Linked DNA regions of Mus musculus: region 2 is linked to region 1. Evidence: chromatin loops called from intact Hi-C (ENCODE). Cell type or tissue: heart. All regions are shown on one strand. Each heading gives the region's core, and the rest is flanking DNA. Links, peaks and the distances in the headings are about the cores only.

What was found. Peaks named below come from ENCODE experiments on the same cell type or tissue, not always from the same donor. Only the 100,000 strongest peaks of a DNase experiment are listed, where the experiment ranks them.
Region 2: a loop joins it to region 1, with 26 times the contacts of the local background. A loop is called at or near these places in 3 of 42 quality-filtered maps.

Annotation. Positions count from the first base shown.
Region 1 is chr19:31,963,006-31,971,573 of GRCm38, forward strand. No RefSeq gene overlaps it. Among named protein-coding and RNA genes, the nearest start is that of A1cf, 98 kb to the left of the region's middle. In heart, for the core only: a CTCF peak has its summit at 5,154; no DNase peak of the experiment used is centred there; H3K27me3 peaks cover 542 bases.
Region 2 is chr19:30,838,639-30,847,206 of GRCm38, forward strand. The region is part of intron 5 of Prkg1 (protein kinase, cGMP-dependent, type I); the gene reads right to left. Among named protein-coding and RNA genes, the nearest start is that of Cstf2t, 240 kb to the right of the region's middle. In heart, for the core only: a CTCF peak has its summit at 4,854 (motif pointing right); no DNase peak of the experiment used is centred there; H3K27ac peaks cover 479 bases.

The DNA.
Region 1 (8,568 bases), core at 358-8,357:
TGAGTCATTCTTGTCTCTGTAGCTGCCTTGCCTGCTTTCCGCTGTTCTAATGACAACTCAATAGAGGAAACTAAATTGTAAATATAATTGCAGTCTCTTGGCTCTGCCTTTCCAACATAGCAGTGTGGTGTGAACAGTGTCACTATATCATTTGTTCAGAAGCTATAATAATTTAAATTGTGTGTGAACATGCTCACATATACATGTAGTCATATTACCACTTACTAGATCTCAGAGGGAACACTTGGCTTCCTTTTTCTGATAAGAGCTGAGATAAATCATGACCCCTAGCTTGTCTTACAGACGTCCTGCAGAGCATGTAGACTTCCTCCTTAGGCTAATGTGTCTCTGGTAAGAGCCTTGGGGATCATATTGCAACAACCAACCACAGGATACAGTCTCGATCCCAACCAAGTTGATGCAACAAAATATTCATGAGATGAGACACCCAAGCTGGGGCTGGAGCAAAGAAAGAAAAAAGCTTCTATGGCCTGTGGTTAGACAGAGTTTAGACAAAGGCCGAGTTAGGTGATGATTCTTCGTTGTGTCTTATTGTGACGTTTTTAGACATAATTGCCATTGTTTTTATTCGTTTCCCACAGCCCTCCCTTCTCCCTATTGCTAATCCTCCTCATCCATCCAAATAGTTCGCCCTTCTACTTCCATAACACACATACTTCATTACCGCTCAGGGGTTTTTTCTCCCTTTAGATTTCTCTCTCCTCAGAGTGACCTTCCTATTTATATGACCTAAACACAGCACATGCGCTCGCATGCACACATACACACATATATGCACTCATGCACACACACAGGTATACATTTAAACACAGATACATCATATGAGAGAAAGCAAATCGTATTTGTCATTATCAGTATAACTTATTTTTACTTAGTATAATGATTCCAGATCCATTCAACTTCCTGCAAATGTCATCATTTGATTCTACTTTACACCTGTACAGCACTTTATCCAATCAGCTGTTTTTTGATGGGCATCTAAGCAGGCTTCGTACCTTGGCTACTGTAAGCAGTGCAGCAATCGCCACGGATGTTCAAGGCTCTCTGCCATCTGCTAACTCAGTATCCTTTAGGAATACATCTATGAGCAGTAAAGATGGATAGTATGTTGTTTTGTTGTTATTGTTGGTGGTGGTGGTTTGGTTTTTTTTGTTTGTTTTGTTTTGTTTTGTTTTGAGGAACCTCCTCCACCCTGGTTCCCACAGTGGCTGCACAAGTTCACATTTGAGCAGGGAATAAGGGATAAGGGTGCCTCTTTCACAATATTTTTATGGCATTCATTTATTTAGCTTTCCTGATGAAAGACATTCTGAGTGAGATGGGATCACAAGGCAGTTTCCATCTGCATTTCCCCGATGGCTAAGAATTTAGAACACTTTTCCAAATAGTAATCAACATGTGCATCTCTCCTTTTGAGAACTGTCTATAAATTGCATCAGCTCATGCATTAACTGGGGGTTCAGAATGAGAGTGACATTGAATATCAGTAATTCTTTTTCAAAATTATTCTTTCATCATTTTTTACAGTCCAGTCATTATTCTCCTCCCAGTACACCCTCTAACTGTTTCACATCTCATTCCTCCTCCCCCTATCTCCAAGAGGATGTCCCCTCCCCCAACATCCCACCAGACCTCTCCCCTCCCTGGGGCCTCAAGTCTCTCAAGGGTTAGGTGCTTCTTTTCTCACTGAGGCAGTCCTCTGCTGCATTATGTGTCCGGAGGCCTCATATCAGCTGGTGTATGCTGCCTGGTTGGTGATACAGTGTCTCAGGGATCCAGGTTAGCTATCAGTAATTCTTTATTAATCCCCTATCAAGTTATATCTTAGCAAAGATTTTCCCCAGTCTTTAGAGAACCTCTTTCCTCAGTTCGGGACTTCTTTTGCTGTGCAGAGACCTTTTAATCTCACAAGTTCCTATTTGTTATTCCTTGGAATTATTTCTTGTACTACTAGAAACCTCAAAGGTTTTTGTATTTTTTGACTCTTTGATTCATTTAAAAACTGGTCTCTGTGATGGATAAGAGACGTGTGTCCATTTCGTTCTACAATATATGGATATCCACTTTATCCAAAACCAGTTGTGAAAGGGATATCTTTTTTCCAGTGTGTGCCTTTGACACCATTACCAAACACTGGGTTATTACAGCTGGGTGAGTCCGTTATACCTCTGGGTCCTCTACTGCATCGGCCCTCGTCTCTCTTTTCATTCCCATATCATGATGGATTCCTTAGTATGGTTCTCTGAGATAATTTGAGATTATCTCATTATTCTCTCTAAACCTGTTTTCTCTGCTTGTGGGACTGCTTTAGCTACTCTGAGCCTTTTGTGCTTCCATGTGAACTTTAAGATTATTTATTTTTCTTTCAATTTCTGTAAGGAATGCCATTAGAATTTTGATGCACAATGTGATAGATAGGTGGTAACAAATCTGCAGATTCATGAGCATGGCAGGCCTTTCAGTCTTCTAGTCTTGACAGTATTTTTAAGTGTTCTCTGTAGAGATCTCTCATTCCTTTGGTTAGGTTTATTCTAGGTAGTTTTTGTTTTTCATTTGTTTGGGTTTTGGGGTTTGGTGGTCGTAGTGGTTTGGTTGTTGTTGTTTTAGGCTGTTGAGTATTTAGTGGCTTTCATTTCTTTCTTGGCAGGTTTGTTACTGGCGTATAAAAAGGGCTCTGTTTTTTTATGTATTGCTTTTTGTATCCTGCTAGTTTGCTGAATGGGTTTATCAAATCTGAAGAGTTTGCAGATGGTCTCTTGGCTTTTAGTATAGGATCATGCTCATTGCAAACAGATATTCGATTCCTTCCTTTTCTACTTGTGTTCCTTTTGTCTATTCCTTTTGTTGTATTCATCCAGATAAGGCTTCAAACCCCACTTTAAACAACAGCAGAGGGAGTGGGCACCTCATCTCTCCTGAGGAACTGCATTCAATTTTTCCCCATTTAGTAGAATATTGGCTATCAGTTTGTCACACACAGCATTTTATGTTGAGATTATGTTCTTTCTACTCCTACTTCCTTCAGGGTTTTTATTCTGAAGGAACATTAAACTTTGTCAAATGCCATTTTGTGCATTAACTGAAATGACGACTTGAATTCTGCCTTTACATTTATATGTTTGAGTATATTCAATCATTCTTGCACCCTTAAAATAAAGCCAACAGGTCTAGTTTCTGTGGTTTACCTTCCCATCTGAATTTTGTCTGACTATAAAAAAATATGATCAAGAAGTTATTTAAACTCTACTGCATTTAACCAGACTTGCTTTAATGCCAAGAATGTGAGTTTTGAGAAGGTGTTTGGCCTACTAAGAAGAATGTACACTCTATATCAATTGGATATGACATTCTGTCAATATATGTCAAATCCATTTGATTGTTGTTTGCCGAACTTTAGTTGGTATCTGTTATCCAAAGATAAGAGTTGGGAGTTGAAATCACCCACTTGTATCAGAACTTCTATAGCTGTTTCTGCCCATTAGTATATGTTATAACACTAAGAGCCCAAATATGTATCAGTGTACATATTTTTACAAATGTTATATCTTGATGAATTGTTCTTTTTATTAGTTTATAGTGTCTTTGGTCTGAAGCCTACATCATCAGATATTAGAATATCTACATTGGCTTCCTCTTCTATCCCATGTGGCCTTGCTTTTTTACGTTTCTTGGGTTTCCATGTTACAATTTGTACATCCATTGGTTTGAGGGTATCTCATCCATGTTAACACGAATATCTTTGTAGTGACTAAAGATCCTATCCCTACTACCACTCAAAAAAGCAAAAGGAATCCATGTGAGACATAGAAATAGACTCGAAACTGATTTAAAGCTCCAAGTAGGCCCCCAATGGATATAAACAGAAAATGGTGAAACAATGTAGAGTGTACTCTGATGTTTATTATTTGGAGTAAGTATAGAAATAATAAACAAATGATATAAAAGAGGGAAGCTGGGAAAGGTGGAAACTGGGAGAGATGACAGGTTAGATGAAAGAAGTAGATGGAAGAATAAAAAAAAATGCTAGAAGGGCAGAGTACAGAGTAAGAAAGGAAAGAAAAATGAAAAGGGTTTCCCAATAGTCATAAAACTCATAACCAAACTTAGGTAAATGGAAGAAGAGGAACAAAATGAAATAATAAAAGGATACAAGAAAACCAATAGGATAAGTCAAAATATTACTTTTGGATGACCGCCCCATTTCCCATGGAGTCCCATGACTTGAGCTGTGTTTACCTTATGTTTCTTCTCTGCACCATTTGCTGTCTGTTTACACCCACTCTCCACTGTTATGTCTCTCCTGTGACTTTCTGATGCTCCTTCTCTTTCTTTGTCATAGCATCTGTGTTTCCTTGTCTAGACACTTCTTTCTCACCAAAGCACACACAGGCAGCTTTGCTTTCTTCATTGCATTTCTAAATCTTAGAAATTTAATTTTTAAGATTTAATCCATTTTAATTGTGTGAGAGGAGCTATGCACAAGTCATGGCTGGTGTCCATAGAAGCCCAAAATGTTGGCCTCTGTATGCTGGCACCTGTAGTTCTAGGTGATTGTGAGCTGCCTGATATGGGTGCTGGAAACCAACTCAGGTCTCTCTGGAAGAGCCATACAGTCTCTTAAACACTGAGCCATTTCTTTAGTTCCTGCTAGAAAGTTCTTAACAGGGCATAATCTCACTGTTTCTCCATAATGCATTACTCCACGACATGGACTGCCTGAAAGGTCAAGTGGCCTGAGTTCTACCCCCAGCCTCATTTCCAGTCTTGTCAAAGTGTGAAAGATGCCAGGTAGTCAGGCTCCTTCTTTGTAAAACGCAATCAAGGGTTCCCACACTGGAGCCTTAGGGTGGGTCACACAAATGAAAGAGCATCCCAGCAGGAATCGAGTGTAGGACCCAACTGGGTCAACTCTTGAGCAGGCTGAAGAATATATATTTCATCTAAACCCACTCAAGTTTAATTGAGACAACGGGAAATAAGACAGGTGCAAAATAAAAACCTCCCGACAGCCTGGGACTTTTCTAACTCAGGCCTGGAAGATCGCAGATGGCTCAAAACCCAAAGGCCTGTAACTGTCAAACTGACACCATGTGTACAGCAGAATTTATCTATAGAACTTAGATCAAGTGTGACATCCAGTGGCCTGTTTAGTTAATGACACTTAGATGCTTTTAAATAGTGGGGGAGTTCTGAGGTCTTTTGTCTTTTAATGGTGCTGATAAGATTTCAATCAACTGGAGAAAAGCAGCCAATGGTCTAGCTCCTAGATAGCAGGCAGGGCAAGAGGAACTTTCCTTATTAGTTTTATCTACAAGTCACAGTGCTGCAAACCAATAGCATCACACACACTAATACAAGAAAACAGGAAGCGATGTAGAAGCCTGCTCCTGCAAATTAAAATTTTTTTCAACAAAGTCTGACTACTGACATCATGCAACCTGTCGCACTCTGGGACTTTAATGCCCCTGTTCCAAGTTTCTGTTTCACCAATGTAGAAATGAGTTCTAAGAAGGTTAAATAATGCCAAAATGTAAAGAACTACATAAGGCTGGAGCCCATGGTCAGAAGTGCCCCTAAAACTACTCTTCAATTCCAGGCAAGACCTCTCAGACTTCAACTGTGGTCACAAGCATCCTTTGCCTTAATCTAGAGACAGTGTGTAGTTACTACTAGGCCTTCATTCTTGGAACTGGGAAAGTAGAAATGGGCACATTGCTTCAAGAACTGGCAACAAAAGAACAACAAAACAACACTGTTTAAAGTGTGTGTGTGTGTGTGTGTGTGTGTGTGTGTGTGTACTCCCAATTATCTAGGAGACAAGACATCTGAAAGCTTTTAAATTCCAAAGGTTTCTCCCTATATATCCTGGGGTAATAATTGGTGGCCACAGTGATAACCCTGTGGTCATTAAGGAAGATTACATTATTCTTAAAGTCCTATGTCTAATTAGATAGAAAAAAATACTTAATGTAATTTAGGATGGTTGAAAATGGAAGATAATGAGAGAGGATATCTCAGTATAATTAAATAGCTTGTCTTGAAGCCTGGCTTGGGTTTGCCATATCTAAATCCTTGAACATAATCAATAGGCCAGTCAAAAGCCTTCTCCTGTCTGGTCAGGTCTGCCATTATTTTTGGGTTTAGACACAATTCTGGACCCTGAAAACTATTTTCAATGTACACCACTTAATTTTCCCTAAGAAAACACACAGTCTCTTTCTGCTCAATATCAGAGCAGAGTCACATTCAAGAAGGGACTTGCGGAGATTTCAGTTCTTCACTTCTATTCCCCAAACAAAGGAGAAAACTCAAACAAGAAAATAATCTTCTCTTATACATGTGGTGGTAAACACATGTAATCTAACACGAGAATTCAAGAGTATTCAGGAGGCTAAGACAGAAAGATAATGAGTTTGAGGCTAGCTAAGCTACATAGTGAACTCAAGGCCAACCTGACCTACATCGTGAGTCCCTGGGGAAGGAGGGAGTAGAGAGAAGGGAAAGGGAAAGAATAGTGGGAGAGGGAGAGGGGGAGGAGAAAGAGGAGGAGAAGGGGAGGGAGGAGTGTAAAAGCAGAGAGGAAATAATAACAACAGTTTAGAGAAATTAAGTACCTTACCAAGAATCACATAGACAGTGGTACAAGCAAGCTTTGATCCCAGTAACGCAGAATCCAGAGCTGAGAGCTGAGGGTTTTTTTTTAACAATCTGAGTGTCTACAGAGGGGAGCCCCCTCATACCTCCCTTAAGAGGAACTGCTACCAAGAGCACCAGAGGATCTAACCCATCTTTCAAGAGAGGTTCACACTGACCCTAGTCAAGGAGTTAACACAGCAGAAACATTGGGACCAGGTCACTCTTGACCAACACAGACTCCTTCATCAAGGTGGTTTCTTAAGAATCACCTCTGGATTCCATCAAAGACTTTCTCAAGACGCTGGGGTCTAGGGACATTCTTCTCAATTATTCCTCCCTCACCTCTGGCTTTGCACCTATCTCACCTCTGTTGCAGCCTTCAAACTCCCCAACCTGTTTCTTCTTCTCCCTCACAGGTTCTGTCCCCCGAGGCATTTCTCTTATTGCGTCTACACCCATCTTGCCAATTAATTCCTGAAAGCCACAGGTGGAAGCCGAAGTGATCAGAGAACATGGACAACACAATAAGACACATCTGCCTCCTCTGCCACCCACCTGCTAGGAGGACCTGGCCCACAGAGAAAGAGGAGCACAGCTTGTCCCTCACACAGGTGGCAACCTCCTCACTACCAAAGAGTTCTCTGCTACCAACCTGCAAAGATACCCTGAAGGCAGCAATAACCACAATAATTCAATGTCTCAAGTATTTGAAGAAATTTGGAGACACTCACTTCCTACAAGGATAGCAGCTTTGGGCAGCAGCTATTGAGTTGTATTAATGTCCGAAGGGGAATAATGTAAGTGTGGTTGATGCAAAGCTGCAGGAAATGCAAGATAACCAGAGATACACTGGGGTAGGCAGTTTATGCATGGCTGTGGGAAAGCAGACAAGAGCTGAGACATCCCCGAAATATATTTTACATCATAGGTCAGGCATCCAGCCATTCCTTCCGGGATTATCTGTTCTTTTATATTCACTTCTTACTGACAAAGCTCATAATATGTGGTCTCTTCGGGACAGTATGTTTGAAAGTGGAATCACAGAGAATTAAAGTGAATTAAATCTCACTTTCATAGCTAAGAAGCCCGGAGCATTGCATAGACATGGGAAGGGACCAGAGGAAATGTGTCTTATACCTTATTCAGAATCTCTCAGGAAGCTTAGCAATTCAGATCAGGGGTACAATGATTGCCCAGCATGCAAAAACCACTGGGTTCATCCTTACTGCTACAGAAACTTTTTTCTAAGAAAGAAAATGAGAAAAAAAGAGAGAGAAAAGATAGAGGAGCAAGAGAGATGGAGAGAGGGGAAGAGGGGGAGGAAGGGGAGGAGGGGGAAGAGAGGGAGAGAATGAGAGGAGGGAGAAAGTAAGGGAGAGGGAGACAGAGATAAAGACAGAGAGGGAAGGAGAAAGACAGAGGCAGAGAGAGAGAGAGACACGGAGAGAGAGAAATTTCAAGAGAATGTCCTGGCTTTAGGAGAAGCTAGATGGACTGCTGCTGTGGAGTGAGACATAAGCCACCTTTTTTTCATTCATTACAGGTAGGACACACGATTTCCAACATCCAAGATGAAGTTGCTTATTTCTGTAACATAAGCTTTTGTGTTGTCCCTCTGATCAGCTGTGTGGCATGACAGGAGCAAACTGGTCCTACAAACCAGACATGCCGTCTCTTTCATTCCAGCCTACATTTTCTAACTGTGCCTTTTGCACCCAGCTGTCCACTCTCCCAACTCCAGTCTCCTCTTCTTGTGAAGTAGAGATAGAAATCAGGAGGTTGCCATGAGGTATAGACCAGGGCACACATGCAGAATACACAACTGCCTACCTGGCAAGACAGAGACAATGGTTGGAAATGCTTTGAAAACAAATCGTCCCAGTCCAGCTACATTTAAGGGACACTAAATTA
Region 2 (8,568 bases), core at 131-8,130, 1.1 Mb before region 1:
CAAACAAGTCATTGATGATGCCCCAAGAAAAGAGGGATTCACCAAAGTCCTAGGTTCGAGGTCTTGAGACCTTTGGAAATAATATTAGGTGTAGAAGAGGGAGATGAGATGATTAACGACTACGGAGATAAAATAACTGTAAACCCCTGTGATGCTAGGAGTCTTTCTGAGCAAAAGTAAGATTGCATTAGGAAGCTATAGACTGTTAAAAGGCTATGACAAGACTGAAATCAATATGCAGATCAAAGCTAAGATCCATGGGTTGAAGCCATGAAGGACACTGGGAATTACTGAAAGTCTGACAGATAAACACAATGCGGCTGAGGGAAGGCTGAGGTAGAGAGAGTAAAGACTCCTGAAAGAGTGGGAGAGGCTCAGACTGGTGCTTGCAGACCTGTGAAAGCCTTTAAGACAACTAGGTGAGCACAGTCATGAGGGATTTCAACCATCCTGGGCCTCTGCCCTTGCACCATTGGGTAGAAGAGACATGTGCTCAGTCCCAGTCACAACACAAGCAAATCAGTTCCTCCTCCCGTAGGCACTAAAGAACCAAAGGAACACAAGATGTTCTGTCTTCTGCATAAAGGGCAAATATAGAGCTTACAAGTCATGCAGCTTTGGGGAAGGAAAAATGAAAAGGGCATCTGTAGTAGGTTAAAAGAAAAAAAAGTAACAAATATCCAACTGGTGAACTCGGTATCTAAGAGAGTTTTCCACGGGCCAGAGAGAAATGGATTACAAAAGGTTATGTGGATCAGAAGGCATCTCACTAAGCTGCTTATGGTAATAATAAGAGATTACAATGAACCAGGGATTGTGCTAAGGGCTTTGTGCACGGATTAACAATAAAATTGATCAAGCTAACCCAGAATGCTTGACGAATACCAAAGTATGCTAAAAGTACTAATTACATCCAATCATAACTATGTTTTGATTGGTCAAGTTGGACCTATAAAATCATTTTCTGAAAAAAAATGTTCTCTGTGTTAAAATAAATGTAGAATGTCAATATGTATTAAAGCATTGGCTCTGGTGGCAGTGGCACAGACCTTTAATCCAAGAACTTAGGATGCAAAGACAGGAGGATCTCTGTGAGTTTGAGGCTAGCCTGGTCTACAAAGCTAGTTCTAGAACAGCCAGGGCTGTGACACAAAGAAACCCAGTCTCAAAAAAACAAAAAACAAAAAACAAAAACAAAAGGAAAGACTATTGATACATATCTATACCCTTGTTTTCTCATATTTGTGTGTATATTTAATGTATATCAGTAGTATTTTTCAAAATACATTATTATATCAGCAAAAAGATTCTTCAGAAAATCGACCAAAATCTTCAAATTTATACTCTAAGATCACTAAACTTGAAAATGTTGACATGTTCAAAAAAATCCTCTTCTCTATGCCATGCTAATATGAGGAAAATATCTTTTCTTCACAAGAATACATAAGAATGGACTACAAAAGTAAGGCTGCTTTGTTTATCTGCTTTTTCCCCATTTAACTGTGAAAAAGCCATCACGGAAATATTTTACCTCTGTTGTCGGAGCGTTCTGTCCGGAAGATGCCTTGTTAATAGATATTTTCAGGAGCCAAATCTCACTAAATAAGTTCTTTTGTTACCTCATCCTTTTGAAAAATAAAAACAACTTCTTCTTCTTCTTCTTCTTCTTCTTCTTCTTCTTCTTCTTCTTCTTCTTCTGCTTCTCCTTCTCCTTCTCCTTCTCCCTCCTCCCTCCTCCCTCCTCCCTCCTCCTCCCTCCTTCCCCTCCTCCTCCTCCTTCTCCTCCTCTTCCCCCCCCCACCCCCGGAAACAGGGTTTCTCTGTATAGCCCTGGCTGTCCTGGAACTCACTCTGTATATCAGGCTGGCCTCAAACTCAGAAATCCACCTGAATTCTGGCTCCTGAGTACTGGGATTAAAGGCGTGCACCACCATCTATGATTTTATGAGTGAAAATAAATGTCTTTGGATAGCTGATATCTCTGCCTTACATAACTGCGATTTTCAACTACCTTCACTCGGTGGATGAAAGGTTATTGACGAGAGAACTCAAACTCGAGCTGAAGCTTCTATTACTCATTTCAACGATAAGTCATTTGAATTCCACTGGAGGAAGCTGAATCTGATTCAAACAATCACTCCTCCAAAAACTGATGTTGAACAATGCCTTTCTCCATGCTGAGGCAAAATATATGACAAAGGCGACTTATGGGTGGAAAAGCTTATTTTAGCGCACAATATAAGGGGTAAAATCCACCATGCTGGGGAAGGTGTTATGGAAGGAGCATGGGAAAGAGAGCCGGTCACACTGCATTGGCAGACAGGCAGCTGAGAGAGATGAGTGCTGGTGTCCAGTCAGCTCTTTCCTTTTTATTCAATATGAGGCCTCAATCTACAGGATACTGGGGTTCATATTTAGATGGGTCTTTCCTCTTCATTTAAACCTTTCTGGAAAGTGCCAGATGTGTGTTACCATGGTGATCCTAAGTACTGTCAACCTGACCATGAGTACCACCTATCTCTGGCACATAGTCAGAGCTGTCATCTGGATTTTTCTTGATCAATGTCAGCTCTATAACATGCCTTTGTTTCTCTGTGTGTTTATACAACAAGAATATCTATAAAAAAACCTGAGAGCATTTATATTTATTATAATACTCAAGTATTTTTTAATTCCACTTGTAGACACCATAGCCTATTTCAGATACTTCCATTCCATGAATTCCTTAATTATGTGAGAGTGTTGTTTTGTACCATGATGCTATTTTGTCAAATCAATGACCAATCCCAAAACAGAATATCTTCAACATTAAATTTTAAGAGTCTAAAATAGAACTCATCATAGAAATAAAATCTTTCTTACTTAAGATAACTTCAAAACCTACTATTTAATTTTATATAGTGATCAAAATATTATTTAAATTAATATACTTATTTGAGGCATTTATAGAAGACAGCATCATAAGTCCTCAAAGGTCTCAACACATCCCAATCTTCAGAATGTCTGTACACTCTATTTTATATGGAAGAGGAACTTGGTAGATGTGATTAAGAAACTTGAAATAGGAAAATTATCATCAATTATCCGAAGGAATCAAAATACTAGAGACATTATAAGAGAAAATCAAGAGGGTCAAATCCAGAAGATAAAACTTAAAAAGGTGCATGACACAGAAGCCAACGTTAAACTCATGTGATTAGAAAAAAGTACTGACTAAGGAATTTAGGAGATAATTTTGGCTTTCTAACATGAACCCCACAAATCCAGTGTTCTGCTGGTTTTCTGGGTTACCCACCCAAACTCTAAATAGACAAAGCAGTGTTAGTACAGCCAGCCTTTCAGTGGAGCCTGGTATCGCTGGCCTCTGAGAGGCTCTGCCAGCACCCGACTAAGGCAGGTGCAGATACTCACAGCCAACCATTGGACTGACCGGGGGAACCCCAATGAAAGAGTTAGGGGAAGGACTGAAGCAGCTGAAGGGGTTGGCAACCCCATAGTAAGAACCACAGTGTCAACTAACCAGATGCCTCAGAGCTACCGGGGACTAAGCTGCCAACCAAGAGTACAGACATGGGTGGGTCCATGGCTCCTGCTTCATATGTAGCAGAAGATTGCCTCATCTGACATCAGTGGGAGGGGAGGCGCTTGGTCCTGTGTAGACTTGATGCCTCAGTGTAGAGGGATGCTAGAGAGTTGAGAGGTCAGTGGGTGAGTGGGTGGAGGAGCACCCTCTTAGAGACAAAGGGGAAGGGAATAGGTGGAGTGTACATAGAAGGGAGACCAAAAAAAGAGGGATAAGATTTTAAATGTAAACAAATGAAATGATTAATGGAAAAAAATCTACCTCAAACACCAACTGCACAGTAAGTGGGAGGTGAGTAAAACTCACAAGTAACAACATTGCCCTATAAAAGCTGGGGAAGTTCAAAAGTGTGAAGGAATCTGCCTTAATTATGATTTTCATAGTAGCATTTTTTTTCAATCAGTAATGAAGGACGTCTTATCAATTTTCCTATTTTACTCCAATGCCTAGTGTATGTATGTTTCTGGTTTAGGTTATACACATGGGCACCACTGAAATGAGAAGTCCTAATATTTGTTAAGCCTGCTAATTTAACTGAAATCTAATTCTTCATGCTGGTCTTGGTAGCACAAGCCTGTAATCACACTGAGAGTGGCCAGAGCAGTATGATGACAAGTATAAGATCAAAGCCTTCCTGAGCTTCAGCAGGAGTGTGTGTGTGTGTGTGTGTGTGTGTGTGTGTGTGTATCTCAAAAAACTTCAATGACTCCTTCAGCCATCTATCATATTGTACTTGGTATTTAACCTTTTCTTCCATGAAAGCTAACCACATGCTTGTTTAGAGGGGTTTACAGTTTATGTCGGCTATTCTCACAAAACTAATTTTTGAAAGTTACATCTTCTGAGCCAGCCCTTTGCTATAGCTGTGTGACTTCACAAAGGCTCTGAGAGATCATGTTACAAAAGACTCTGCACTTCAGCTCACATTTGTATAAGGCAGCAGTCATATGAGACGATTCCACTTGCATTCCAGTAGATGAGAAGAGCCAAGTGCTTAGAATCCCTAAACAATCTCACAGCCCTCCCCCCCACCCCACCCTACCCCCCCCCTTTTTTTGGCAGAGCTATGAACTAGGGAAGTCGGATATCCTGCCTCCTAGATCCTATCTGGGTCTCTACTAAATGACAAAATTGAGCATCTCTGCATAAGGCACATGATTCATCTCCTATTTTAGTCGGATCACAGACAATCTGCTTTCTAACAGCTGCCTGCAAAACTCTAAGGAGATTTAAGAGGATACTGTACCAATGACAGTAGATTGTTTTTGCTTCATTTTACCAATAGGTGGCACCGTAGACAACAGTATAGCCCCAGTAAGTCTGACATAATTTTAAATGTAGGAATATAGACAAAGGCTTTTGTTTTCCTTTTTCTCTTCCTTTCCTTTCCTTTCCTTTCCTTTTTTTTGGGGGGTAGGGATATAAGAGAAAACTATCCCACCATGCCCCCACCTATGTTCGATAGCTATATAACTTATTTATGTAGTCACATTTGATAGCTATAAAGCTGATATGGAGCTCCAAGTATAGACTCATTTCTGCTTTCCCCTTCATATGTCCCTTCCCCAATGACTAGTCTAGTCATTTGACCCCATTGACATCTGTTCAATAAGAACTATTGGAGTAGCTCAGAGGTAATTGTGTTTGCTAGGCACGGTGGCTCACACCTGTGACCCAGCGCTTGTAAGGCTGAGGCGTGAGGATTGTCACAAGTTTGAGGCCAGCTGGGAATACAGTGAGTTCCAGGTCAGCCTTGGCTACCCTGTTTCAAATCAGGCCCAACTCATAGTCCCTCCCCCAGGGAAATAAATGCAATGAGCACACAGGTGTTCCCTAGATCAGGAACCTTATTTAAATAAATCTAGAGGTTCTTGTGAAAAAAAATAAAGAAGAACCCATTAGGTGTTGATTCAGAATAATTCCAGGTTAAAGGTTTTATTTATTTATATAGTCACTTTTACCTATCTTAGAAATAGAGCTATGGGGTTGGGTGATGGCTTAGCAGGCAAAAGCTCTGACCACAACCTGAGTTTAACAACCTGAGTTCAAATCCTGTAACCTATGTGAAAGCCAGATGTCAGGGCGCAAATCTGTAATCCCAGCCTCCTACCTTGAGGTGGGAGGGGGAGACAGGAGATTGCATCAAAAGTCCAAGAGCCAGCGAATCTGAAGCAGGTAACAGCGGAGCAATCTAAACAAAAGATCCTACCTCAGCAAAGTCCAGGGCAAGAACCAACTCTTGAAAGTTGTCTCTGTTTTACATGTGTATACAGGCATGCCCATACATACACATAAGCATGATGGTGGTAATAATAATAATAATAATAATAATAATAAATAATGGCTAATTAAAGCAAGAATCTTCAGTACCAACGCTTGTTAGTCTAACTAGATCGTGTCTAGAAGTTAGCTGATATAACACTAAGGGATTTTAAACTCAAACACAAGAAAACTCACACAAGCATTTATAACCATATGGGAACACTAATATGCATAATCTTATGGTCTTTAATCACCAACAGGTCTGTTTAAGCCTAATATGAGTCACAGATATCACTCCCTGTGCACTGAGACTATAGATAATAAGAACTGACTTTAAAAACCACAAAATTCCCTTCACTCCCAGCTTTCATGGTCTTAGGTAGTGGTGCCCCCGGAGGGTCTGAAGACAGGGATGCTGGACTCATTGGTAGTACTTCATCCACTTAAAGTTGAACATCTCACCAGTCACTGGATAGAACCAAATTCTTCCCATTTCTAAATGTTTAATCCTTATGATTGCTCCCCTATTAGAACCTTCAGCTTTATCCAGATCTCTCTCAGCTGTCTGTAGAGAGCCAAGAGGATGTGGGAGTGGCTGGAGAGACGCAGTAAAGTTCAAGTGGATACCAGACTACGGTCCACTCCGTGGCAGTGTGTGACTAATATATTAAAGGCTCTGAGTTCTATCCCTAGCACAGCAAGGGAAAGAAGCCAAGAGGAAAGAATTTGAGCCATACTTACTTTTCCAGTTCTGTGCACTGAATACTACCTCGAATATACTCTTCTTCCATCTCTAGTAATAAAACACACTGGATGACACACACTGACAGGTACCACAGACAGGAAGGATGCCTCTGCCTGTCTGGTAAGAAGGCAGCTCTGCCATCTTTTCTAAAGTCTTCTCCGGATCTCTCAAGGCTCGTGACCAGTTACACACTGACTATTCCCTGTGATTGTTGGCTACTCTTGGTTGTCAATTCCAGATGGAGTCCGTAATCAACTAAAACTCCAAACAGCTCAGCACATCTGTGAGGGATGTTCCTTGATTGGACCATTTGAAGTCAGAAGACCCACCCTAAATCTCGAACACCCCTTCTCAAGGCAGCCAGTAGAGAGCTCATGGAAGCAGCAGCTTTCTTTACCACCTTCCCTCATCACACTGGCAAGTTCATTCGTCCTGCTGATGAAGCACTTCTTCAGTGGTACTAGAGTCTACTTCTTCCAGCAGAGACATCAGGCCTCCTGGACCAAACAGGTATTGGATTCTTGGACTTTGTCTTGGAAGACAGCCATTGTTAGATTAAGCTAGGCAACAGCCTATAACGCAGCCACTCTAATAAATCCCATATATAGGGGATATATTATATCCATATAGATTTTTCTTTCATTCTATCAGATCTGTTCCTCTAGAGAGACGTGGCTAATACCCTCCATCCCTCACCCAGGTACACATTTCTCACACGGTGCTGCTGAGTGTGCTCTGTGAAACAGGCAACAACCACTCCTTTTTGTTAATTACTGAAAGGCACCTGGAATAAATTATGTTCATAATTAGCCCATCTGGGCTTGAATCGTTACAGTCTTATGTAACCAAAAGATTTTTGTGCACAGTAACACCTTTCAAACCGTTTGTTCACTACTGAAAAATAGATGCCGGGGGGGGGGGGGGTGGGGGGTGGTGCAAGCTGTGAGCACAAGATGGGGCTCGCTGTGAGCACAAGGTAAGGACATAAGTTTTGGGGACATGTGAAGGACTCGTCATTAAGGATGATTGATAAAATTCATCTGGGAAAACGTGGGTTTCATTAAAAGGCCCATGTACTCCCTTCTAGCTTTGACATTTTGGGCTCTGTTGATCGTGATTAGAATGGCAGCATGTGAGAACGTTGAGCAAATAGCTTTGTGGATGCATAGTCACAACCATACCTGGAAGTTGTAGTCCTTATTCTAAGTCAGATTACTTTTATTAAGTCTAAATGACTTGAACTGTGCTTTAATTTATTCAAACAAAATACTTAAGAGCCATATTAATTTATGGACCTTGCATAGGCTATTCTGGAGAAAACCCACTGACAAACAACAACAAAAACCCTGCCAATTCCTTAACATACTTAAAGACTGTCATATGGCAAATTACATCCCCACCAAAAAAAAAAATCTCTGGCAATGGTTTTCATCTATGTTCATCTAAATCTTCACGATTTTTCCCCCAAGTTTCAATACATATATACACACACATGCATACACACATGCACACACACAAATAATTCCTCTCACATATTGAGAGGTTATTTTTTGATAGTTGAGTCTATGAAACTTATATCTTCTTTGCTTTATGTTGCTCATGACTAAACAAACCCAGGGCATCATGCAGGCTAGTCAAGAATTCTATCACTGAGCCACTTCGCAGCTTACTGTAGATTCTAACACTACACATTACTTAAAGGCTCTAAGCTCTTTTTGTTTGATCTGAATTTTTCCCCAGACACCTCTGAGTTGGGATATTACTCAGAAGCCTGGAATATCTCCAGTATGGAGGAGACTCTGGGTTCAGCATGATTCCCAGTTCTCTCATTTCAGAGAGTAGTAGAAAACTCTCATTTCAGTAGAGCACTGGTAATGTATCGACTAAGAGTACCTGTGCATGTCATATACAGATGAAGGCAGAACACTGTGAGAAAAGGAAAATAAACATTCTACTGTGGCTGTTAAAGAAGAAAAAT